Linked DNA regions of Homo sapiens: regions 1 and 2 are each linked to region 3. Evidence: chromatin loops called from intact Hi-C (ENCODE). Cell type or tissue: PC-9. All regions are shown on one strand.

Evidence for each region. Hi-C counts contacts between places; a loop is a spot of excess contacts. Peaks named below come from ENCODE experiments on the same cell type or tissue, not always from the same donor. Only the 100,000 strongest peaks of a DNase experiment are listed, where the experiment ranks them.
Region 1: a loop joins it to region 3, with 5 times the contacts of the local background. A loop is called at or near these places in 8 of 110 quality-filtered maps.
Region 2: a loop joins it to region 3, with 4 times the contacts of the local background. A loop is called at or near these places in 25 of 110 quality-filtered maps.

What each region holds. Positions count from the first base shown.
Region 1 is chr11:69,493,213-69,501,212 of GRCh38, reverse strand. No RefSeq gene overlaps it. Among named protein-coding and RNA genes, the nearest start is that of LINC01488, 16 kb to the right of the region's middle. RefSeq lists enhancers at 1,077-1,611, 3,145-3,958, 3,959-4,774, 4,954-5,496, 3,447-7,796. In PC-9, no CTCF peak of the experiment used is centred here; a DNase peak (open chromatin) is centred at 3,842; H3K27me3 peaks cover 660 bases.
Region 2 is chr11:69,297,663-69,305,662 of GRCh38, reverse strand. It overlaps the pseudogene IFITM9P. Among named protein-coding and RNA genes, the nearest start is that of MYEOV, 7.5 kb to the right of the region's middle. RefSeq lists a silencer at 5,952-6,140 and enhancers at 6,921-7,180, 6,934-7,795, 7,761-7,830, 7,337-8,000, 7,796-8,000. In PC-9, no CTCF peak of the experiment used is centred here; DNase peaks (open chromatin) are centred at 3,822, 5,132, 5,462, 7,012 and 1 weaker place; H3K4me3 peaks cover 5,149 bases; H3K27ac peaks cover 7,438 bases.
Region 3 is chr11:69,119,936-69,127,935 of GRCh38, reverse strand. No RefSeq gene overlaps it. Among named protein-coding and RNA genes, the nearest start is that of SMIM38, 32 kb to the left of the region's middle. RefSeq lists enhancers at 4,326-5,141, 4,861-5,155, 6,913-7,541 and a silencer at 4,861-5,155. In PC-9, a CTCF peak has its summit at 3,973; DNase peaks (open chromatin) are centred at 4,935 and 5,485; H3K4me3 peaks cover 1,500 bases; H3K27ac peaks cover 4,316 bases.

The DNA.
Region 1 (8,000 bases), 370 kb before region 3:
TCGTCTATCTTTCTCTCCTTCCTTATTTCCCTCCATGCATCTGCTCTCCCTCCCTCCTTCCTCCCCCTCCCTCCTTTCTTTCCATCCAGCAGGTGCTGGCTGAGCACCAGGCGGTGTCAGACCCTGGGGTGCTGAGATGATTCAGACCCAGCCTTGGCCTCGATTTGCCCACAGTCTACTTGGACAGACAGACGAGGCAATGTGGACTTTCCCTGCAGGGTGATGCCTGCCTGGGTGACATGGAGCCCAGAGGAGGGGTGCCTGGCCCAGGTTTGGGTGAGGAGGAACACCCCACTCCGAGGGAAGGGGATGAGCAGGAGCCGGTGGGCGGCCGGGAGTGGAAGTGTGACCCATCTCCAGCAGAGCAAACAGGTTGAACCATGGGTGGGAAGCAAGAGGGGTGCATGGGTGGACTGGTTGGAGCAAAGGTCAGAGGCAGGGCCAGGAGGGTGGGCTGTGAGGCTGGACACACCTAGGAGAGATAAGGAGGTGCAGGTGCCTTGACACACACGTGTGCAGGAAGTAGGGGCCTGGCCCACAAAGACACCGTGCCCCCTGCACCTGCTGTCTGGCCAGTTTGCACAAATGCATGCACTGCTCAGGCTCTGTGTGGGGCTGCTCAGGGTCTGGGGCAGGTGCAGAGTGGAAGCGAGAATGCAGCGCTCTGGGGCGCCAGGTGCCTGCCTGAACTTCCTGGCTCCAAGCAGTTCCCTGCCTGCCAGGCTGGAGGATTTGTCTTCTGGGGCTGCACAGATGGAGCCTCCTAGACTGCAGGGAGGACAGGTCCCTGTACTGGTGCAAGGACTCAGTGCCTGTGAGCTGTGTGGCCTCGGGGCAGCCCCTTCCCTCTTAGGGGACCTGTTTTGGCCCACTGGACACTATGATTGAAAGCACAGGTTCCAGCTTGCAGGTTTAAGTCCTGGCAATGACCTTGGGCAAATGGTTTGCCCCTCTGGTCCTCAGCGCCCTGCCCTGCCAAGTGGGGCAGCAGCCCCTGCTGTGTGAGAGCCTGCATGCTGGTGGCAGCAGCTGGACCCTAAGCAGGCTTCAGCCCTGGACACTGCAAATTGTTCCCTTGAGCTTCCATCACAGTGCTGCCGGAGGCGCGGGAAGGCAACATGGTGTGTTGTAACACGCTGCCTGGTGGGAGCGTCTCTGCTAGGCCTCGAGGGCCCTCCTTTGAGGTTGGCCAGGAAGGGGCAGGAGAGAGGAGAGCTGGGGCCAGCAAAGCAGGCTCAGAGACGCCTCCAGATTCGGTCTGAGTTGAAAGGGCTCTGGTCGCAGTGTGGAGCAGGTGTGCCCTACATTGCAAATCCCACTGGGTCTTCTCATTGCCCCACAGCAGCCCCAAGAAGCAGGTGGTGTCGCTCACTCAAGCCCTGGAGTCAGGAAGGGACAGAACAGGGACTCGCCCAGTCTCTGCAGGTTCCCGCCAATGCACTCCTACCTCCTGCTTGCACTTACTCCTCATGATGAAGTCTGTACAGTTCCAACCACTGTGTGGGTTACAGCAAAGAGGCTTCTCTGAGTAGACAGAGTGAAAGGGGTGGGCTGGTCTCATGGTCAGGGCTGCCGCTGGCTGGGCACCTGCTGCGTGTCCCAGGGTGAGCTGGATTCTTAACCATTCGGCTTTACACACCTTCCACTTTAGAACAGTTGCAGCTTCACGGAGAAGTTACGGACACAGCAAGAGCTCCCGCGTGCCCCACACCCAGCTTCCCCTACTGTGAACATCTAATATTAGTAGGGTGTGCTTGTCAGAGTTAACGAACTCATGTCAATGCATTCTTGTTAATTAAGGTCTGTAGTTTGTTTGGCTTTCCCACAATACCCTTTTCTGTCCCAGAGCCCCATCCAGGGCCCCACGTGACACTGGGTCACCCCATTTCCTGAGACTCCCTGGGCTGCGGCAGCTTCTCTCTTTGCTTGCTTGTGACATCCTCACCAGTTTTGAGGACTGGTTTTGAGGATTTCACAGAATGCCCTTTAGTTGATCTCATAGTTGGACTGGGTTATGGGGTTTGGGAAGGAAGACCCCAGAGGGAAAACACCCTTCTCATCACACCTGCCGCTGGCAGGTGCTGAAGGCATGACTTATCTCTGTGGTCCCCTTTCTACTGAGGAAGGAGGTACAGCAGCTCACAGAGGTGACAAGCCTGGAGGAGGCGGAGTGGGCCTCATCACCCAGGGATGTATCTAGGGCTCGCTATCCCCCTGCCTATACCTGCACTTGCATATACCTGTACCTGCACCCGCATATACCTGTACCTGCACCCGTCCACCTATACCTGCACCTCTCCACCTGTACCTGCACCTCTCCACCTGTACCTGCACCTCTCCACCTATATCTGCACCCCTCCACCTATACCTGCACCCCTCCACCTGAACCTGCACCCTTCTACCTGTACCTGCACCCCTTCACCTGTACCTGCACCCCTCCACCTATACTCACATTTGTACATACCTATACCTCCATCCCTCCACCTACCCACACTTGCACATACCTTCACCTGCACCCCTCCACCTACACCCGCACCCCTCCACCTATACCTGCAGTCCTCCACCTATACCTACACCCCTCCGCCTATACCTGCACCCCTCCACCTGTACCTGCACCCCTTCACTTATACCTGCACCCCTCCACCTACACCTGCACCCCTCCACCTACACATGCACCCCTCCACCTATACCTGCACCTCTCCACCTACACTTGCACCCCTCCACCTATACCCACACCCATCCGCCTATACCTGCAGTCCTCCACCTATACCTGCACCCCTCCACCTATACCTGCACCCCTCTGCCTATACCTGCACCCCTTCACCTATACCTGCAACCCTTCACCTATACCTGCACCCTTCCACCTACACATGCACCCCTCCGCCTATACCTGCACCTCTCCACCTACACTTGCACCCCTCCACCTATACCCACACCCCTCCGCCTATACCTGCAGTCCTCCACCTATACCTACACCCCTCCGCCTATACCTGCACCCCTCCACCTGTACCTGCACCCCTTCACCTATACCTGCACCCCTCCACCTATACATGCACCCCTCCACCTATACCTGCACCCCTCCACCTATACCTGCACCCCTCCACCTATACCTGCACCCCTTCACCTATACCTGCACCCCTTCACCTATACCTGCACCCCTCCACCTACACATGCACCCCTCCGCCTATACCTGCACCCCTCCACCTACACTTGCACCCCTCCACCTATACCCACACCCCTCCACCTATACCTGCAGTCCTCCACCTATACCTCCACCCCTCCACCTATACCTGCACCCCTCTGCCTATACCTGCACCCCTCCGCCTATACCTGCAACTTGCACATGCCCATACCTGCACCTCTGCACCTGGACCTGAACTGCCTATACCTATACCAGCATTTTCATCAGGACCCTTTGGAGTTGAGGCTCTGAGTCCTGATGCCCAGGTCTCAGGCACTGAGGGGTATCAATTGGCCCCAGACAGTAAATGCAGCCTGCTTCCAGGGGCAGACATCCACCCCAACCCCACTCTGGCTGGCGTTCCTGCACAGAGGCTGCTGCAGTGCCCTGTGTGTGGGGAAGGGTGCGCCTCCCCTGTGGTCTCCTTTCTGGGGGCCGGCCCCCGCCCCCACCCCATCCCACCACAGAGCCTGATATCTGGGGGTGAGGTCATCGTTATTTATGTGATGGCCCTGCTGCCCGGTGGTGTTTGCACACAAAGGCCCCGCTCTGGGACTGTGCCATGCGGGCCGGCATTCCAGCACATTCCTGCAGCCCGCAGCCCAGCCCTGGACAATAGCTCGCCCTCTCTCCTTTGCCGGGCCGGCCTCTGTGAACAGAGCACTGTTGACAGCCGAGGCTGCTCTCACTCCCGAAGAATTCCAAAAATGGAACAATGTACGCCCGGCCTGGGACTCTCAGGCAGCTGCTCAGAGCAGGGCCCTGGAAGGCTGCGGTCTGGAACTGCCTGTGTAGCTGTCCTTTTGGCCGGCATTTCAATGGGAACCTGGGGCAGGGCGGGGCGGGGGGGCGGGTGGGCGCCACGAGAAGAGAGGAAATAGAAAACACCCAAACCAACCTGGAAGCAAGCCAGCACTTCCCTGGCCGCACAATCCCCGTGGTGAGGAGGCTGAGATGGTGGGCTCAAGCACACTGTGCTGGCCAAGTCTATGCAGGCACTGACCTTTGCCCAAGACCTGTGAGTGGTTCCCCAGCTCCTAGATCAGCTCCTGCCTCAGACAAGTAAATGGGGGTGGCAAGGCAGGAGTGACACATTTGAGCAGTGGGGGAATGAGGGAGAACGAGAGCCGGGACCCCTGCATCCTGGTCCAGGGCTCAGGCCACTGCTGCCTCCCAAAGATCTGTCCTCAGCCCAGGTGGGGACCACCCTGCTCCTGAGTACAGTGCCCCCCTGCATTGCAGTCTCAGGACAACTTCTGAAAGCCTGCTGTGGCTGGAGGAATGACCACACCTGGACGTCCACAGCCACTTGTCCCAGGATTTCTCTATCCTGCAATGCGGCCGGATAATTCTCTGCTGTGGGGACTGTCCTGGGCCCTGTAGGGTATTTAGCAGCATCTCTGGCCTCTGCCCTCCAGATGCCAGTACCAAGCCCCTTCAGTTGTCCCCACAACTGTCTCTCTGTTGGGGGCAGAAAGAAAAGAGAGGGAAGAGAGAACATCCAAACCACCCTCAAAGCAAGGTAGAGCTCCCCTGAGTGCATGGTGCTCGTCAACTCAGGAAAGCACGGATAATGCTGCCGGAAGTTGGTTCTGCAGCTGGCGAGGTGGCCACCCGGGACAAGGATGGCTCTGGCGCCATGCCCGTCTTGGACTAGAAGGAAAAGACAGAAGGACGAGTCTGCCTGTGAGTGATACCAACACGGGAAAGCAGAGCTAGAGAAGGAGGGATGGAGACCCCAAGTTCCGATGACAGACTCCTGGAACCAGCTATGCCTGAAGCTCTTCTACATCAATTAACCCTCTCCTTTTGGCTGTAACCAGTTTAAATTGGTGTTCTGTCGCTTGTAGCTGAAATTTTCTGCACAACCCACCTTCTTCACCCGATGGCACGCTGCTGTCTCTTCCCAGCCAATCTTGGTCAGGAGAAACATTCACTGTTGCTGCAGGGGGCTTGGGCTGTCATGGCCTCCCAAACCCAGCTGAGCTTGCTGCATATTGTTAAAGCCCTGCGGGTGGAGGAGAGCAAGGCATCCCGTGCCCCTCAAAGTCTGCCACCAGCACGGTCATCCCAGCTGCCCCACCTGCCCCAGGAGCTCCTGTCATCAAGCCCTGCCTCCTCTTTTCTTCCCGGAGCTCACATCATCCCCAGGAGGTACTTAGGACCAGGGATCTCAGGCCTGGTGCAGAGGTGAGGACAGAGGTGTAGGAGCTGGGACTCGGCCCCACACCCTTCAAGTTCCCAGTTGTGAACGTCTGGGCCCTGGGATCAGCAAAGCCAGCCTCCCCTCCCGGCCATGTGTTTATGCTGGACATGAATGGAGCCCCTGGAGGCCAGGAAGGGTGAGGCCTCCAAAGCCCTGGGGAAGATCCTGGTAGGGGGACAACCCCAGGCTGGATGGGCTTTGAATTATCCAGGTGGCACCAGAACCTCAGAGGCCTCTTTCACAGGCGGGAATGATGTGGCAAAGCCCAGCTGGCCCCAAGTGGCTTCACATATTCCACAGGGAGCAGGGACCCACTCACTTCCCAGCAGCCCCTGTGTGTGTGTGTGTGTGTGTGTGCATGCGTGTGTGCACCTGCACACCCATGTGTGTGAGTGTGTGAGTATCTAGCAGGGGCTGGTGAGGTGAGGGCAGCTTCTTCCACCTTCCGGGCTCTGGGTGGGTGTCCTGATTCATCTTTGTCCTTGCCCTCCTCACTTAAGACCTGCTATCCTGGTGCATGGCTTCTTCCAGCCCCAGGGCTTTGTGGCAACTTCCCACTGGTCAGAATCATACATTGAAAAATCTTCCTAGAAGCACCGGGGGGTTGGGTGGCCTTTCCCTACCAGGTCTCCAGAGGTTCCAGCCCCTCTGGTTCCTGTCCATGCTTTCCTGCTGGAGGTGGGGACTCTGGGGAAGCCACCTACTCCTCATGCAGCTCTTCCAGGAGTGCAGCGGCTGCTGTGGCCAATTGTGCCCACAAGCCTGCCAGCCTCAATCTTACTGGCCAGTTGTCAAAGCCCAGATCCCAGGTCTCACCATGTTTTCCTCTGAGAGGGCCCTCACTGTCCGGGACCACCTGCCATGCAGCAGGCACTTGAGTCCAGGATTTGGGCCTCTCTGGCAGGGCTGCTCCCCTGTTGCCGCAAGTGCTGCATTTTGAGGAGTCATTTCCACGCCCCCGGCATAGTCACGAAAAGCCCCTTGGGTTTGCCCTGAAAGCCCAGGTTGTGGTTGAGGGTCTTTCTGTGCATCTGGCAACCACATAGCCCTGTGCCTATGCCCTGCAGAAAGGCTGGCTTCTCCGCCTCCTTGTCTCCTCTGTGGGGGGTGGGCCTGGCCCTGTCATGCCAGAGAGGAATATCGGTGAAGCTGCCGGATGGCGTCACCGCGGGAAGAACAATTGGATGATGACAATCGAAGGAAGGTGAAAGATCTTGTCCCAGTCTTCCTGTTTTTGTGCACAGTTGACTCAGATGGGCACTGATAACGCGGCTGAGGGCTGGTCCTGCAGCAGGGCTGGGGTGGCTCTGGCTCTATGCCCATCTGTGCCATCTCCTGCTTCTTCCTGTGCAGAGCAGGGGTCAGATGGCAAAGCCTTCATGGCTCAGGTGTGGCTGGGGGCACCTGGAGGTCCTGAGATGGGGAGCAGGGATAGAGATGAAAGGTTCTCACGCCCTGCCCTCGGGCTGCCCCTCGTGGTGATGGCAAGCAGGTGACGGCAGCAGCAGGAGAGCAGTGCCCTCTGCCAAGGGAAGAGCTGCCCAGGCCTAGAGTCCCAGGATGTAGCAGTGCCCAGTCTTCTCGCAGAGCAGAACACATCCCTGTCAGGTCTTCCTGGCCTCTGCTTAGACCTGGCGGGGGAGGCGATGTGTCAGGGAAGGATTTCTTGAGATGTCCTAGCCGCCCTAGTCCCCACGCTGCTGGACAGCTCACCTTCCAGAAAGCTCTCCCACCCCCTGGAGTCATGCCGCCCCAGGGGCCCCAAGGCCACCGAACTCTGCCTCCTTCCAAACTTCCTTTGATGGTCGAAGCGCCCCCTCCACACGCCATGAACACAGTGCGTGAGCCAGGTTTTCGGCATGTTTTCGTCGCTTTCTTCATAACTGCCCAAACTTGGAAGCAACCCAGGTGCCCTTCACAAAGCGGATGATAAATAAACTGCGGTACGTCCAGATAGCGGAATATTATTATTCAGTGCTAAGGAGAAATGAGCTCTTAAGTCGCTGAAAGACAGGAAGAGTAACTACACATTACTCAGTGAAAGAAGCCGATCTGAAAAGGCTACAAGCTGTATGACTCCAACCCTGTGACATACGGAAAAGGCAAAACTGTGGAGACAGGAAAGGATCAGTGGTTGCCAGGGGCTGGGGGAGGTAAGGAGTGAGTGGATGGAGGACGGAGGACATTGGGGGCAGTGAAGCTATTCTGCGTGATACTGTAATGGCGGATATATGTCATTATACATTTATCCAAAGCCACAGAATCACCACACCAACAGTGACTGCTTATGTCACCTACTGACTTTATAATAATGGGTCAATATTGGTTCCTCAATTGTAACAAATGTACCACAAGATGCAAGATGTTAGTCACAGAGGAAACTGTGTGTGTGTTTGGGAAGGTGGGATATGGGAATTCTGCACTTTCTGTTCAGTTTTGCAGTGAACCTAAAACTGCTCTAAGGAATCATCTAATCATTGATTAAAAAAGAAAAAAGGAATTTGCGTGCACCACACGCCAGCTTCGAATCCTCAACAGATTTCATCACCGACAGCAGTGTTCCTTAGGCTGATCTGATGCAGATCCTTTGAAAAGATTCCCGTGGGTTCCTGG
Region 2 (8,000 bases), 180 kb before region 3:
TGGAGTGATCACCGCTAACTACAACCTCCGCCTCCCAGGTTCAAGTGATTCTCCTGCCTCAGCCTCCCGAGTAGCTGGGACTACAGGTGCTCGCCACCACACCCGGCTAATTTTTGTATTTTTAGTAGAGACGTGGTTTCACCAAGTTGGCCAGGCTGGTCTCGAACTCCTGACCTCAAGTGATCTGCCACAACCATGTGGGGGGGAATTATTATTATCGTCATGTCCATGCTACAGAGGAAGAAACTGAAGATCAGCGAGGTTGCCAAGGACATGTAGCTAGAAAGCCTGAGCTCAGAACCCGTGCTCTTAATTAAGGCACCACACTGCCTCCCTTCTGATGAAGGCCCAGAGGGGCAAAGGAACCTTGGGAGGTCACACAGCAAGCTATTGGCTGTATACAAACCCAGGATTCCTGACTCCCAGGCCTCTGTTCTTGCACCCACATACTCCAGGTCCTCCATTTATTCCGGGGATAATACGAGCAGGTTCTTCATGGGAGAGAGACATAAAGGAAATTTCTCCTGCAATGAGGCACTTGTGAGATTCTTGAGAGAGATTAATAAAATCTTATCAAAGAGCACAGTGATTCATGCCAGCCCACCCTGTCAATCAGGAATCGGCAGAACTATAATTTCTATCAAACTATAATTAGCTGAATTTCCTTTTGTAATCTTGGGAATCTGAACTGACTGCAGCCTATCATTGGAGCCGTGGGATAATGATCAGCTGCTTCTCGTACAAAAAGGTTAGGAGTCAAAATGCCCTACGGGTCCCTTTGATGTTTAAAGAGGAATCATTAATGCAAAGACACGAAAAAATTAGTGGAATTTCAAATACAAAACAAATGTAGCCTTGTTGGGATCCAGGGTTTCATGGAGGGAGGGATGCTTGCCCGGCTGCTAAACCAGGATGGCTTCCTGGCCATGGCCACCCCCTCCTTGGACAAGTGCCACAGAGTGGGTGAGGAGTGGGGTCAGTATTTCTCTAGGGCCAGCATGGTGCCAGGTAAACAGTGCATACAAGAAGTAAGTGGAGAATGAATGAGTAGATGAATGAATGAATGAAGTGGGAGGGGTTGGTGTTTTGTTCCTACACATGAGCCTTTGCCATCTGTCATTCTACCTGGAATACCTTCCCCTCTTTCTGACTCTCTGCCTGGGGAATCTGCTGCTCAGCCTTCAAGACTCACCTCAAATGCCCCTTCCTTCAGGAAGGCTTCCTGGATTTCCTCCCCAACTTGGCTGCTCTCTCCTCAAGCTCCTGGGGCCTTAGTCTGCATTTCCTCTCCCGCTAACCCCAGTCAAGGCTTCTGTGGCAGGCACCACTCTGCACTGAGGATTTATGTCAATGAAATTGACTTGGGTCCCTGTCCAAGGGGGTCTGCATTCTATTGAGGGGAGACAGAAGGCAGGCAGTAACCTGTGCTCATCAAAAGGTGCTCATCAGCCTTTGTGTGTCCTTCCCCCATCAGGGAATCTCTGGGGAAGACCTCGTCTGCCCCACCTCTGTGTCCCCAGAGCTGAGGGGCATCATCAGAAAATGGATATTAGGATCACAGATCATAAATCTACCCTTAACCCCATCCCCCAGTCCCTTCTCAACCTGGCAGGCAGAGCATCCTTTCAGCAGCCTGAGTCGGACCCATCCTTCCCCTGCTCCCTAATCCATTCAAGCGAAAGCCAAAGGCCTTAAAAAGTCCTGCAAGGGTAGGACCAACAAACTCACCCTTTGAGAGGAGAAGGGGGCCCCATAAGAATACACTAGAGCGGAGAAAACGAAACTACTAGGGAAAGGGAGGGCCCACTGAGAATCACCCCAGAAACCCGACCACCACTGGTCTTCGCTGGACACCATGAACCACACTGTCCAAACCTTCTTCTCTCCTGTCAACAGCAGCCAGCCCCCCCAACTATGAGATGCTCAAGGAGGAACACGACGTGGCTGTGCGGGGGCACCCCACAACCCTGCTCCCCCGACATCCACTGTGATCCACATCCGCAGCGAGACCTCCGTGCCCGACCATGTTGTCTGGTCCCTGTTCAACGCCCTCTTCATGAACCCCTGCCGCCCGGGCTTCAAGGCATTCGCCTACTCCGTGTAGTCTAGGGACAGGAAGATGGTTGGCGACCTGACTGGGGCCCAGGCCTATGCCTCCACCGCCAAGTGCCTGAACATCTGGGCCCTGATTTTGGGCATCCTCACGACCATTCTGCTCATCGTCATCCCAGTGTTGATCATCCAAGCCCATCGATAGATCAGGAGGCATCATTGAGGCCAGGAGCTCTGCCCATGACCTGTATCCCACGTACTCCACCTTCCATTCCTCGCCCTGCCCCCGGAGCCAAGTCCTGTTATCAGCCCTTTATCTTCACACACTTTTCTACAATAGCATTCAATAAAGTGTATATGTTTCTGGTGCTGCTGCGAAAAAAAAAAAAAAAAAAAAGAATACACTAGAGCACGTGGGGCCATCCCAGAAAACTGGTCCCATGTCAGCCTCCCTGGGAGATGGGAGATTGTGCAGGATCTAGCCACTTCCCAGATTTGGTCCCCTCTGCCAGCCTCCCTACTGCTCCACAGCGGGGTGCGCTGTCCAGACACCCCCCATCCCTGCTCACCGTGCCCCCCCGATCCCATCCAAAGCCCTTCTCAGAGAGCACCCTCTTCCCTCACTCTCCTTTCTCTTTCCCAAGGTTCTGATTGCCTCCATAGCAGGCCAGGCCATGTGACTATGGTTACTGCCTGTCTTCCGTCTCCCCTCAATAGAATGCAGACCCCCTTGGACAGGGACCCAAGTCAATTTCATTGACATAAATCCTCAGTGCAGAGCGGTGCCTGCCACAGAAGGCTTGACTGGGGTTAGCGGGAGAGGAAATGAATGAAAAGGACAGGGTGCTCAGCGGTGCCGGCTTCCTGTGTCCCAGGTTCCTGCCATGGCAAATTCAGAGGCTGATGTATGGGCCTCATGGACCCTGAGACCACCAGCCCCAGCCTGGCCCCAGGCCCCGTGCCAGGCTCCCAGCGGCTGCCCTACCTGGCACCTACTGTGTGGGGGCCAGGCTACCACCCCGGCCTCTCTCTTCCCACCCCTGGGAGCCCAGCACTCAGGGTTCACCACCCTGGGTCCCTAAGCTCTTAGTGTAGCCCAGGCTTCCAGTTGGAGAGAGGCTCACCTCTCAGGCCCAGAATTGTGTTCCTGGTGGCATCTGACACCAGGACTCAGGACCTGCCAGAGGTGAGCCCTGCAGGTCAGAGGGCTGTGGGACACTCCTGGCCCCAGGAGGGACAGAGGAGCACCAGGTGCCCACACAAGTCACCAGAGGCGGTGCCTGCCGACAGCCCGACTACAGACGAGGACACGGAGGCCTGGAGCCGTGCATGGCCTGCCCCACACCCTACAGAAAGGAAGCGCTGGGACAGACACAGAGCAGGGCTGCCCACTCCGGAGCTGGCCTGGTCCACTGCAAAGGGGCCACAGGCCCTCTGCGGGAGAGCCTAGCCTGGGTGTGGCTGCTGAGGAGACAGGCAAGGGGGGCAGGTGAGTCACTTTCCTCTCCTCATCCCAGTGAATCTTAGTGAGCTGAGGGGCCCAGTGTTCCTCCAAATGACTGCTAAGGGGCCTCAAGGAGACAGGCACCTAGCCCTCCCATCTGCAGGGAACCCAGCCCAGTGAGGTCAGAGGGCTCCCGGGCTGGAAGGGACCCAGAGGGTGTCCACACCTTCCCGGAGGTCATCTTGCCCAGCCCTCTCTCCCTGCCAGGGGCCCATCAGGCAGGCCTGAGTGCCCTCCACACCCTTGGCAACTGCCCAGTGAGATTTCAGGGAGGTGGCCTCAGGGGTAGACACTGTATGAATGAAGGAATGTGTGGTAGGAGGTGACAGTGGTGACTCAGGGTGACTCAGCTGGAGCCTGCCAAGGGCCTGCTGAGCAGCTGTCTGCAGCCACAGTGGTCCCCAGCCTGCCCACCCTGCAGCAGGGGCCAGCTTCCCTTTCCCCAGGGCCCATCTCTCCTGCTGGCTTCATGCCCAGACATTTAGAAAATGGTGGGAAAGAGGGTGCATGGCAGGTGCCTTGGCTGAGCCTGGGAATGGAGTGAGGGAAGGCCTGTGAGCGGAAGAGAGAGGCGGGGGTGCTGCCCCTCCTCCTAGGAAAACCTGGACACTCCACCATAGAGGCCCATCTCATCCAGTAAATCCCCATAATCCAGACGGGAAACCAAGGCCAGGAGGGGAGAAGACTGGCCATGGTCAAGGGGCTGATAAGGCTGAACCAAGAAAATGACCCGAGTCTCTTGGTCCTAGACAAACCATTGGTCTTCTAGTTGGTGGAGGACATGGGCATTGTGCCACGCATGCCAAGTTTCCATCTGTGAAGCCGAGCAAGCCCCAGCACAGTCTCTGCTAGAAGCATCTCACATTACCCATATCCCAAGCGAGCCCCATCACAGTCTCTGCTAGAAGCGTCTCACATTGCCCATATCCCGAGCGAGCCCCATCACGGTCTCTGCTAGAAGCGTCTCATGTTGCCCATATCCCAAGCGAGCCTCATCATAGTCTCTGCTAGAAGCATCTCACATTGCCCATATGCCTGAGATGACCCAGGTGCTTATTTCACTTTCTACCAACCCCCTATAACATCTATCCACTATCTATCTGTCCATGCATTCATCCATCTATCCACATCCACACATTCATCCATCGTTGATCAATCCATCCTTCCATCTGTTCATCCCTCCATCCATCCTTCCACCCTTCCATCCATCCTTCCACCCTTCCATCCATCCATCCATCCATCCATCATCCGTGCATTCATTCATCACTTATCCATCCACCCATCCCTTCATCCATCCACCCACTCATCCATCTTCCCTTAGACCATCCACACATTCATTTATCCATTTATCCTTCCACATATCTGTCTGGAATTCATACCCTTCGGTTAGTGGATAATTCATCCATCAATTCCTTATTCATTAAACAAACCCTAGGAAGCCTTGACAGGGTAGCCAGTCCTGTGACTTCCCCCTGACCCTCAGCCTTCCACACCCTACTCCCTCCTCTCCAGCCATCAAGCCGTGCTCATCCCAGCAGGCCCCAGTGACTCAGACACGCATGGTCCATGACTTTCAGGAGCTCATAGTCTCAAGGGACAGACAGGATCTGAACCCAGAAAACTCTAAACCAGGCAGAACTGCCAATGCCTCCACCCCTCTCTGTCTCCAGGATGGTGGAGTCCTTAGTCCCGTTCCTGCTGCTGCTGGTCTTTGTTCCTCACCTGCTGGGGATGGGGAGGACCCGAGCTCCCCATTCTCGCACCAGCTGGCTTGGGGAGAGGGGTCGATTCTGAGGGGAGGAGGACTGGGACGGCAGAGAATGAGCAGTGCCTGCCACTTCCTGCCTGGCCTGAGCTTGCCTCCCAGTGCTTCTAGGAGTGGTCTGTGGACCTTCCCAGTGCCTTGAGATCCCCAGATAAGAGGGAGTTCCAGAGGGGCAGCTCAGCCTCATAAAACCAAAATGGGTTGCGTTCTTCCTGTTGTGTTTTTATCATCATGACACCACAGAGCTTTCACATTTCAAAGTGCCTTGCCCCTGTGATGGTTTCATCCCCGCAGCAGCCATGGCCAGAGGGTCAGGGAGGGTGGCGAGAGACCCCTGGACTGCGATTCGGATGACTCCGGGAGCACCTACTGCATGACCTTGGACAGAACTTGCCTCTTAGGCCTCAGTTTCCTCAACTGCAGAAGGAGAGACAACGCCTCCTCACAGGGGCAGCACCAGGGTGAAATGAGACCCTGGATAGGAGACCCCAACACAGTGCCATGTGCATTGTGCTGCACGAAGCTGTGGTCAGCCGGGCGGGGCCAGCCAAGCACACAAGCCTGCAGGGGTTCCTCACCGTGCTCAGTAAAATGTCCAAGCCACTCAGCCTGGCCGACCCCCTGGCCTGGCCTCCATCCCCGCTCCACACCACCCAGACCCCCCACACACTCCTCTCCAGCTCCGACACACCAGGGTCTCTCCTGCACTCAAGCCTTGCACTTGCTGTCTCTCTGCCTGGAGACCCCTCCCTGCCTCTCCTCCCAGCCAGTCCCTTCCCCTAGCTGGTATCTCATCCTTCAGGCTCTGCTCGGATGCCCCCTCTTCCAGGGAGGCTTCTGTGATGCCCAGATTGGGTGGCCCCCCTCCTCTGCATCTCCCCTGCTAAGGGGGGTTGGCACTGGGCGTCCTTACCATCCGGGACTGCTGTTCTGTCTCCACCATCAGATTGGCAGCATGCGGTGGGGGAGAACATCAGAGTCACTGATGTGCGCAGAGGGCCAGTGGGGCCTGGCACTGAGGGGCCACAGGATCATCTGATGCGTGGAGAATGAATGATGCCAGCATGACCCCGGGCTCCCTGTGGACACCTGGAAGCTACTCGCAGGAGGCGATACGAGGTTGGGTTTAGGAGCCTGTGCCCCAACAGGCATCGTTTTCTTCCCATCCCCTTCTCTTCCCTCCCCCTTGGATCCACCCCACACTGAGAGGTGGGAACCACAGAGGGAGCTGGACCAGTCAGCAGAGGCCATCCTCCCTGGGCCTCCCAGCTCTGTGCTGAAACAAGGATGGGTCAGTGGGGCCAGGGGAAGCGCCAAGGTGCTCAGACCCAACCCTCAGCTCCTATAGAATCCTGAGTTTGAGGCTCTGCGCCAGGCCCCTGTGGGGGTGAGCTGGGAGGCACCGTGGGAGACAGAAGCATAGTGGCGGGAAGGGGGGGTCCTGACAGAGGCCGTGGGGTGGACAAACTCAAGCCTCTTAAACCCCAGGAGCACCCTCACTGGCCCCTGCAAACTTGCAAACACCCTGTGAACTGGCTGTAGGGCTGCGGGCCGGGCAGCCCAGGCAGGACACAGGAAGCGGGCGGGTCGTGTTTTTGTGAATGAAACTGCAGCCCAGCTTCCTCCTGGTCTCCACGCCCTGCTGGCCTCGCTTGACCACTCCGTAACCTCAGGCAAAGCACTGGCAGAAAGGGGGAACTTCAAAACGAAAGTGTGAGTCAGACAGGAGAAGGAAACGGAGAGAGAAATTCTTGTTTCACGGAGGCCTCACATGAGACCTGACCTGGGCTGGAACTGCAGCCTGGCCCCCAGCAGCTCCAGTCCCAGGGATGTCCACCTGCAGCCTCGGCCTGCTCGCCATGCCTGGCCCCCAGCCCCTCCAACACCATCTGGATGGGGAGGGGCCACCCACACCCCATCTGGGGCCCTCGACAAGGACGGCTGCAGAGGGTTCCCCGACAGTCATTTCCCATTGATCCCAGGAATGTTGAGTGAGCACCTACTGTGTGCCCGGCCTTGTGCTGTGAACGAGATAAGTAGGGCCCTGCCTTCATGGAGCTGACAGTCCACACTGGGGGCCGTTAACATGGGGAGCAAGTTGAATAGAGTTTGGGGTTGTTCCTTGTGTTACTATGGAGATAAATAGGTTGCTATGACGGACTGGCAGTATGTACGTGGGAGGAGGTGGCATGCAGCTGGGCTCGGAAGGAGGAGATGGGACCACCACAAAGAGCGGAGTGACGTGCATGCCAGGTGGCAGGGAGGCAGCCGGGGGAAGCAGCTCAGGATGTTCTAGGAACTCCAGAGGTTGTTGCGACGGAAGTACAAGGAATGAGGGGGCCAAGGATGAGAAGGAAGTGGTGCACGTGGGGCATTGGGGGTGGCTTGCAAAGCCCCCATTACCTTCTGAGCCCAGAGCTTGGGCAGGGCTTGTGCCCAGACAGAAAGGAAGCTTGCTGAACACCGGGGTTTCCCGCCTTGCAGATGGTCTGCTTTGGGGAAGTCACAGGTCCGTCTCCCTTGGAACAGGCAGGAAAGCCCCTCCATCCTTGGTGTCTGGGGTAGGGGAGTGAGGCAGGGCTGCTCACTCAGCCGCCTGCCTGGGACCCCTAAGCTTCCTCTTGACCCCTGACTCCTCTCCCAGGCAGGTTCTTCACCTCTCCTCCCTTGCTTGGAATG
Region 3 (8,000 bases):
CATATGACTTTCAGGATTGTTTTTTTTCTATTTCTGTGAAGAATGTCATTGCTATTTTGATAGGGATTGCACTGAATCTGTAGATCACTTTAGGTCATATGTGGGGACATTATTAACCATCATTTCTTCAACCTAAAAGTTCATTTCTTTCTTTTGATTTTAAAAGACATTAAAACATCACTGTGGGTCCCTGCAAGTATCATGGGCCCAGGCGCAGTGTGTCCTGGAGGTGCCACCCCATCTCCATCCACCCCAGCACCTGGCACATTCTCCCGGCACACAGTAGGTGCGCACCAGGCTGCCTTCCTGCAGGGGTCCCAGCAGCTAGAGAGAGGTCAGCTCGCCTGTGCTTTCTGCTCCCCCTCCCCAGTTATCACCTGTGCCTCCTCCTGGGTGCTGGGTGGATAATGTTCTTTGCTGTAATCTGCTCCTTCCGAGGGTGCCTTCCCACTGGCCGCCCTGCACAAACAGCCCCACTCTGGCTGCCACCCGCCCGGCTCCAGACTCCTGATATGAATGCAAAGGTTAGATATTCTTGACACCGCTTTAATTTTTCAAATAGCAAGCCAGTTACCAAGCACGTTGGCACCTGGGCTCGGTTCCCCCACGACTTGGCAGGGCCCACGCAAGCTGCTGGCAGTGATGGATGCATGCCCCTCGGCACACCCCCCCCCCACCCACCCACCCGGCCGCAGCCACGCCAGCCCCAGGACCTCACGCAGCCAGTCCCCGGCAGCTGTAAGGCCCGAGTGCCAAGACACAGAGTGGGCTTTTCCAAGCGCCGGGATCCGGCTGGGCGGGCTTCCCAGCACGGCCTCTGGGAAATGTGTGCAAGGCCTCCGTCAATCTGTAGGGACTAAGCTGCTAGGAGGGCCTGGGGCTGAGCGATTTCATGTTTTTTCCCACCCACCTGGCCTCACCCTCCCTCAGCCTCCTCGCCAAAACAAAATCACTTTAAAAATAAAAAGTAACAGGCAATGCAGAGGCTCTCAGAGCTGGATGGAACTTAGCCATCAGAGGGTCCCATTCACTCATGGTACAGTTGGAGACACTGAAGCTGCAACCAGGAGGCTGAACAGCCAAGACTAGAGCCAGGGTTTTGGCTATCAGAGGGGACAGTCGCTCAGCAGTTCTCAGGAGCATGCGAGCCAGGCAGCCGGTCCGATTCCTAGCTCTGCCACTCGTGAGCTCTGCAACTCCGGGCAAATCTCTTCACCTCTCTGTGCCTCAGTCTCCCCATCCACAGAGTACAACCCACACAGGACCTGCCTCTCAGGCTATTGTCAGGACGACGGTGTCATCAGCATATGGGGAGAGGTGGGCCTCAAGCAAGGCTGGACAGTCGCCGCATGGGGTACAGAACCCTGGAATGGTAGGGTCCCTGAGGAAGGTCAGAGTCAGACCCCTGCGGCAGGTGAGACACAAAGGCCATTCCGGACCGCACTCCACAGTGAGGCCAGCACCCGCATCCATGCACCAGGCCACCAAGAAGGGCCGTCTGTCCGCCAGGCACCGTCTGGTGCTGCTAGGTCTCTGGGAAGGACTCCAGCTCCTGACTTATGGGCACTGGCAAGTACTAGGTAGACAGACTGGAGCTCGAGGGGACATCAGAGCCCTCTGGACAGGCCCAGAGAGGGGCTGCATGTGGCCCAAAGCACCCAGCCCAAGGACTCAGACCCCACCAGGTTGTGTGCCCTCCTCAACCTCATAGCAGATAGGGCTCTGAGGCAAAGCCCCTCCCCTGCCTGCCTCCCTTTTGAGAAGCCTGAAGCCCCATCTGATCAGCCCTCGAATGTCCACTAAATGCCTCTAAACAGGAGGTGGGGTTCAGCCTCTCACAGACAAGTGTGCCTGAGAGCCTCAGGTGAGCCAGGGGCCACTCAGCAGAGGCACAGGCTGGAGGGACAGGGCCCTGGACAGGTGCAGTTTGATGAGGGTAGAAGGACACAGATGACGCCTGGGCCAGCGTCACCCACACACCAGCCCCTGGCCACACAGCTGCTGATCACTCTGTACATGGCTGGTGAGACTCATAAACTGTGGGGGTTTTTTTTAAATATATTTAATTTTAATTATTTTACATTTAAAAACTGAAGCAATAATTGGATTATTTGTAACTCAGAGGATAAATGTTTGTGGGATGGATACCCCATTCCCCAGGACGTGCTGATTTCACACTGCATGCCTGTATCCAAACATCTCATGGACCCCACAGGTACATACACCTACTACAGACCTGCAGAAAAATTCATTAAATTTAATTTTTAAAAACTGAAGCCATGTGGGCCAGGCGCAGTGGCCCACGCCTGTGATCCCAACACTTTGGGAGGCCAAGGCAGGCAGATCACTAGGTCAGGAGTTCGAGACCAGCCTGACCAACATAGTGAAACCCTGTCTCTACTAAAAACACAAAAATTAGCTGGGCGTGGTGGTGTGCACCTGTAATCCCAGCTACTCAGGAGGCTGAGGCAGGAGAATCGCTTGAACCCGGGAGGTGGAGGTTGTAGTGAGCCAAGATTGTGCCACTGCACTCCAGCCTAAGCGACAGAGTGATACTCCTTCTCAAAAAAAAAAAATTAAAAATACTGAAGCCATGTGAAATAGCCTCTTGTTCAACACAACTTTATTGTCTAGGTAGGACATTCAACATGTAGTGTCTGAAGTAAGAGGTGCTCTCAATGTAAGTACCAGGTTTTTAAGACTAGTACATACAAAAGAATGCAAAATATCCCAATAATTTTGATTATGTGCTGTTTCAATATTTTGGATGGATTGGGTTAAATAAAATGTGATTAAAATTCATTTCACCAGTTTCTTTTTACCTTTTTAATGTGGCTACTCAAAAATTGTAAATTATCTCTGTGGTTCGCATGACAAATGCTGCCCAACTTACGATGGGGTTACGTTCCAGCAAACCCATCCACTGAATCAAACGCATTGAATCCACCTGAACATCATAGCGCAGCCTGGCCCACCCTATGTGTGCCCAGATCACTGCCATTAGCCTACAATTGGGCAAAATCATCTAACACAAAGCCTGCTTTATAATAAGATGTTTACTATTTCATGGAATTTACTGATGTTCTACTGAACGCATATGGCTTTCACACCATTGTGAAGTCAAGAGATCCTTAAGCTGCATCCTAAGTTGGGAGCCATCTGTCTACAGCTGACCCTTAAACAACACGGGTTTCAACCTATAGGCAGGTTTTCTTCCACCTCTACCACCCCTGAGGCACAAAGACCAACCTCTCCTCCCACTCCTCCTCCTCCTTCCTACCCCTCCTCCTCTGACTTAGCCTCTTTGATGTAAGATGACAAGGATGGAAACCTTTATGATGATCCACTTCCACTTACTGAATAGTAAATATATTTCTCTTCTTTATGATTTTCTTAATAACATGTTCTTACTTTATTGTAAGAACACAGCATGTAATACATGTAACATACAAAATATCTGTCCATCAACTGTTGATGTTATCAGTGAGGCTTCTGGTCAACAGTCGACTATTCGTAGTTCAGTTTTGGAGGAGTCGAAAGTTACATGCAGGTTTTCACTGCATGGGGGAGGGGGTCGCAACCCTAACACGTGCATTGTTCAAGGGGAAACTGCGTGTCTGTTGGGCCCCAGTGTTTTGGGGCCTTTGCTGATTTGCTCCTTTTGAACTCGCCAGTAAAGGTGGTAATAAACGTAGCAGAACCCTCGCCGGCCCTCCCGAGCACCAGTCTGGGAGCTAAGCTTACATTCTCCAGCTGCCCTCAATGCCCCCGCATTCCGACAAGATAGGATCCATTGATCCCTATCCGGGCCCAGAGAGATGGAGTAACTTGCCCAGGTCACACAGCAAGGCCTTGGGGGACCTCATATCTACAGGCCTGAGGTGGAGGCCCTGGGAGGGCGCCTGGTCTCCTCTCCTCCCTCCAGCTCCTCAGCCACATTCTGCCCTGGATTTTCTCGGGGATTGGGGGCCTTTCTCAGTTCCTAAAACCAACAGTGAATCCAACCCCAGGAGCGCCTCCTCTGGCCGCTGTCTACTGGAACCAGGGGAGGAGAGAAGTGAGACCAGAGACTGCAGACCTTGAAGGCTAGAACAGGGAAGGGGGAAGTGGGCCAGCGGGGAGGGTCGTGGCGGGGGCACCCAGGGGTACAAAGGTACTTAGCCCCTGCAAGGGCCAGGAGGGAGGGCAGGGGGAAGTAGGAGGACCCCACCCGTCGCCCACTCAGCAAAGGACTCTTGGGCACCTGGCGCGCACTCACCACCATGCTCAGTGTTGGGTGCAGTGGTGGGTGGGGCCTCAACCTCACAGAGCTGGCATTCGGCGGCAGGGACAGGTGCTGACCACCCTAATGGTCAAGCGGAATGCTTGCAGGGTGCAAGGTCACAAAGTTCTGGGTTCAAACTCTAGCTGGGCCCCACTATGTGACCCTGGGCTACCGTGGGCTGCAGCCCGCTGGCGTGAGGAGAGACCTCAAAGGTGCAGGGAACTCTGGGGCTTCCCCCACCACGGGTAGAGGAGATTCAGAGGTCTCCGCAGAGCGCACAGAAAAGCCAGCTCTGCCCCAGCCCCCTCCCCGCCCTCACACCCAGCCTGAGCACTTCCTTCACTCCCTGGATCAAGGCTGCATGCAAGATGTCACCGGCTCACTGGCTCTGCAACCTACGTCTCTGCAAACCACTGATGCCGCCCACTCCCGCCTCTCACAGGGAGCTGACTCGATTTGCCCGAGGTCCCTGAGCTGGCAGGAACAGATCAGAGTGTTCTGGCTCCCCTCCCCCCGCCCCCCCGCCATGGGTCTAGCAGATTAAAAGAAAACTTCCCCAGGAAGGCTGCAGAGACACACCCAGCCCTGTTTCTGAGATCACAGGCGAGGAGCCCAGAGGCAGGGACAGAATGACAAATGCTTCTTAGGGGACCCAAATGCCTCCCGTTCTGGGTACAGAGTGCTGCCCTATTATCCACCAATGCAGAGAGCACTGCTGCAGGGCGAGGGCTCCGGAATGTTTGCAGGACGCATAGCAGAGCTGTGAGTCAGCCGAGGCAGGGAGGAGGCCGCACAGCAGGGCGGGCAGGTGGGGAGCCGGGCGTGAGGTCAAACCCTCCATGCAGAACTAGGGTAAACAATGGCCCAGGACCAGCCCTTGGGCGGCATTCTCCATGGCCCAGCCCAGGTAACATCGGAACTGTGCCCAAGAGGAGGAAAGGCACTCGCCAGGAGGGAAGCCATTTGCCCTGGGTCCTGCCGGGATTTGGGGCCAAGATTCTGGACTCCCAGCACAGTGCTCTCTCTTGGCCAAGCGCTGCCTGGGCATGGCTGTCCCTGGATATAAATGAAACCTTGTAGATTTGAAGAGTATTCTAGCCGCCCCGGAAGGCTGGCTGCTCAGAGGTGCTGTCTCACGATGGGATCATATACGCAGACATGGGGCCCTACCTCAAACTGGCCGTGCGACCTGGGGCAAGCCACTTATGGGTCTGAGTCCCAGATGCCCCACCTGGAAAAGGGACAGGAATTCCTACCACCCCAGGCACATGTACAGTTCCAATGAGATAAGAACCGAAGCACCCGCTGTGTGCCAGGCACTGGGTAGGGGCTTTTCACGTGGTATCTGTTGTCTGTGCTGTACCCTCTCCACGTTAGGGAGGCAGAAACTGGCATGTGGAGAGGCCAGCTTGCCGTCGGCCACACTCTGAGGATGTGGCAAGGCCAGAATCTGCAGGTTCATGCCCTCTGCAGTGCAGTGCCTCCAGCAGGCTCCCAGAGGGCATGGGACCCTCCGCCCCAACCCGCCTGTGAGCCCCTCAGAGCCTGGGAAGACACGTGCGGGTGCAGCTGCAGGGAGGGCAGGGCTGATCCAAAGGCTCCTTGGGGTGGGGAAGGATGGCTGAGCCGGGATCCACTTTCCACATGGGTCCTGAGCACACTGCTCTTCACTCCAAGTTCTCGGCCACTTGGGATCACGCTCTTCTTTAATTCTCCAAGCAATGCCTCCCACTGCCCTCGGAGCAGTACACTCCACCAGGGGCCTCCCCAGAGTCCCTGGGGATCGGGCTGAGACAGATGGGCAGGGGCTTGACTCCCTCCGAGCTGCCCTCCGCCAGCTGCCTCCACTCCTGTTCTCAGGCCCACCTTGCCCCCTGCCCCTCACTGGGCACCCCAGGGTCATGGTGGGGGCAGGCGGTCCCAAAGGCCTAGGCTCTGGATGACTTGCATTGAATAACGTTCCACTGCTCCCAGGACCCCCGTGCAGGGTAGCACTGTCTCCCTCTCTCCAGCACCTCTGCCTGGCTCCCACGGCCCTCCCCCCCGACCAAAACCACCAATTCCGAGCCTCAATGATACAGAGTGGTCCAGCCAACCTTTCACCAGCTACCCAAAAATCCCAGGGGAGGTAGTCAGCTGGGCTTGATGACAGCCACCCCAGCCCTGGGGGAGCCACTCCCAGGCAGGACACCTCCTGCCTCTCAGGTCATACCCCTTCCTAGATGCCCACATCTGTATGATGGGGATGAGAAAATCTTCTCTTTATGGAAGAAAATCTACAGAGAGCCCTGAGCAGGAGCCTGGCATGGATATAACACGCACCCAACAGCTGCTGCCACTTCCTTCCCTGGGAGGGCCTTCTGCAGCTCGGCGCCCTCAGCCTGTGCGTGGCTTTGCCCCCTGCACATTTGGTAAGTGAAGCTCAAGGCTGAGACCAAAGGCACACAGGGGCGTGTGCATGCTTGAGTCTTATGGGTACGTGCTGTGTGCCTGTGTGCATGCATGCCCAGGCAGGTACGTGTGTGTGGGTGTGCAGAAACATGTACGTGTGTGCATGCATGCCCAGGCAGGTACGTGTGTGTGGGTGTGCAGAAACATGTATCTGTGTGTGTTGTGTGCAGAAGCATGTACATGTGTGTTGGTGTGCAGAAGCATGTATGTGTGTGTGCATGTTTGTATAGATGTGTTGTGCCTGTGTGTGCATGTGGGCAAGTATATGTGTGGCTCACATAAGAAAGTTCCTTAAATTATAACACCTTGGAGTATGTCACACTTATTGCTGCCATGATTATAGCAGTGGTCACTTTTGGGTGCCTGGTGAGTGCCCAGCTAAGCACTTGCCCGGTGAGGGTCCCAGCCAGGATTGAATTCCAGCCTTCGTGACTGCAGACGGGCACCCCCCACCTGCACCTGGCATGTCAGGGACCTAGCACACAGGAGCGTGTGACCACCTGACCCAAGAGCTCTGCAGCAAAGGGCCCAAGCCCATTTGCTGGATCCTGAGCCGCTATTGCGGCTGGACTCTCACACGTGACCTGTGCACCCGACCTGTTTGCCACATGGCACCAGGCCCTTTCTGACCGCACCCCCCTCTCGTCCCAGCCAGCAGGCATCAGCAGGACCCTGGGAAAGCAACAGTGATGTAGTCAGGGCCACCTCCTCATCTCCTGCTCCATGCTAAAGAGAGAGCCAGACCAAGACTGGAGGTCTCTAGGAGGGACAAATAGAGCCACCAAGTCCTCGCAGAGGAGCAGCCCCTGCATGCTGCTGTGAGCGTGGGGTACCCCACCTCCTCACACCAGCCCCACCAGCAGGAGGTCGACGGCCACGTTCTACAGGTGAGGAAACTGAAGCGCAATGTGGACCCTGCCTGAGGTTACCCAGCTAACATGCTGCAGCCGCGGTGCGAAGCCAGCCGTGGCTTCCATTCAGACATGCTACTCCAAGGAGACCCCCAGACCTCCCCAGCAAGGCTGCCCTCTCTCCCCACCCTGCTTCCCCAGGGGGCTGAGTCTCTGATCCCATGAGAATGCAAGCCACAAGGATAGGACTTGGTCTGTTCTGTCCCCTGCGGTGCCCCAGCACTGTGAGGTGTGCTTGGCTCATGGAAGGTGTTCAGAAAGTGCTGAATGAATGGATGAGTGTGTGAGTGAATGAATGAATGGGCTGCTTCAGTCTCGGCTCAGAGTCAGGGTCCTGAGGTCATTTGCGGGTTGGAATCTTCATTCCACATTGG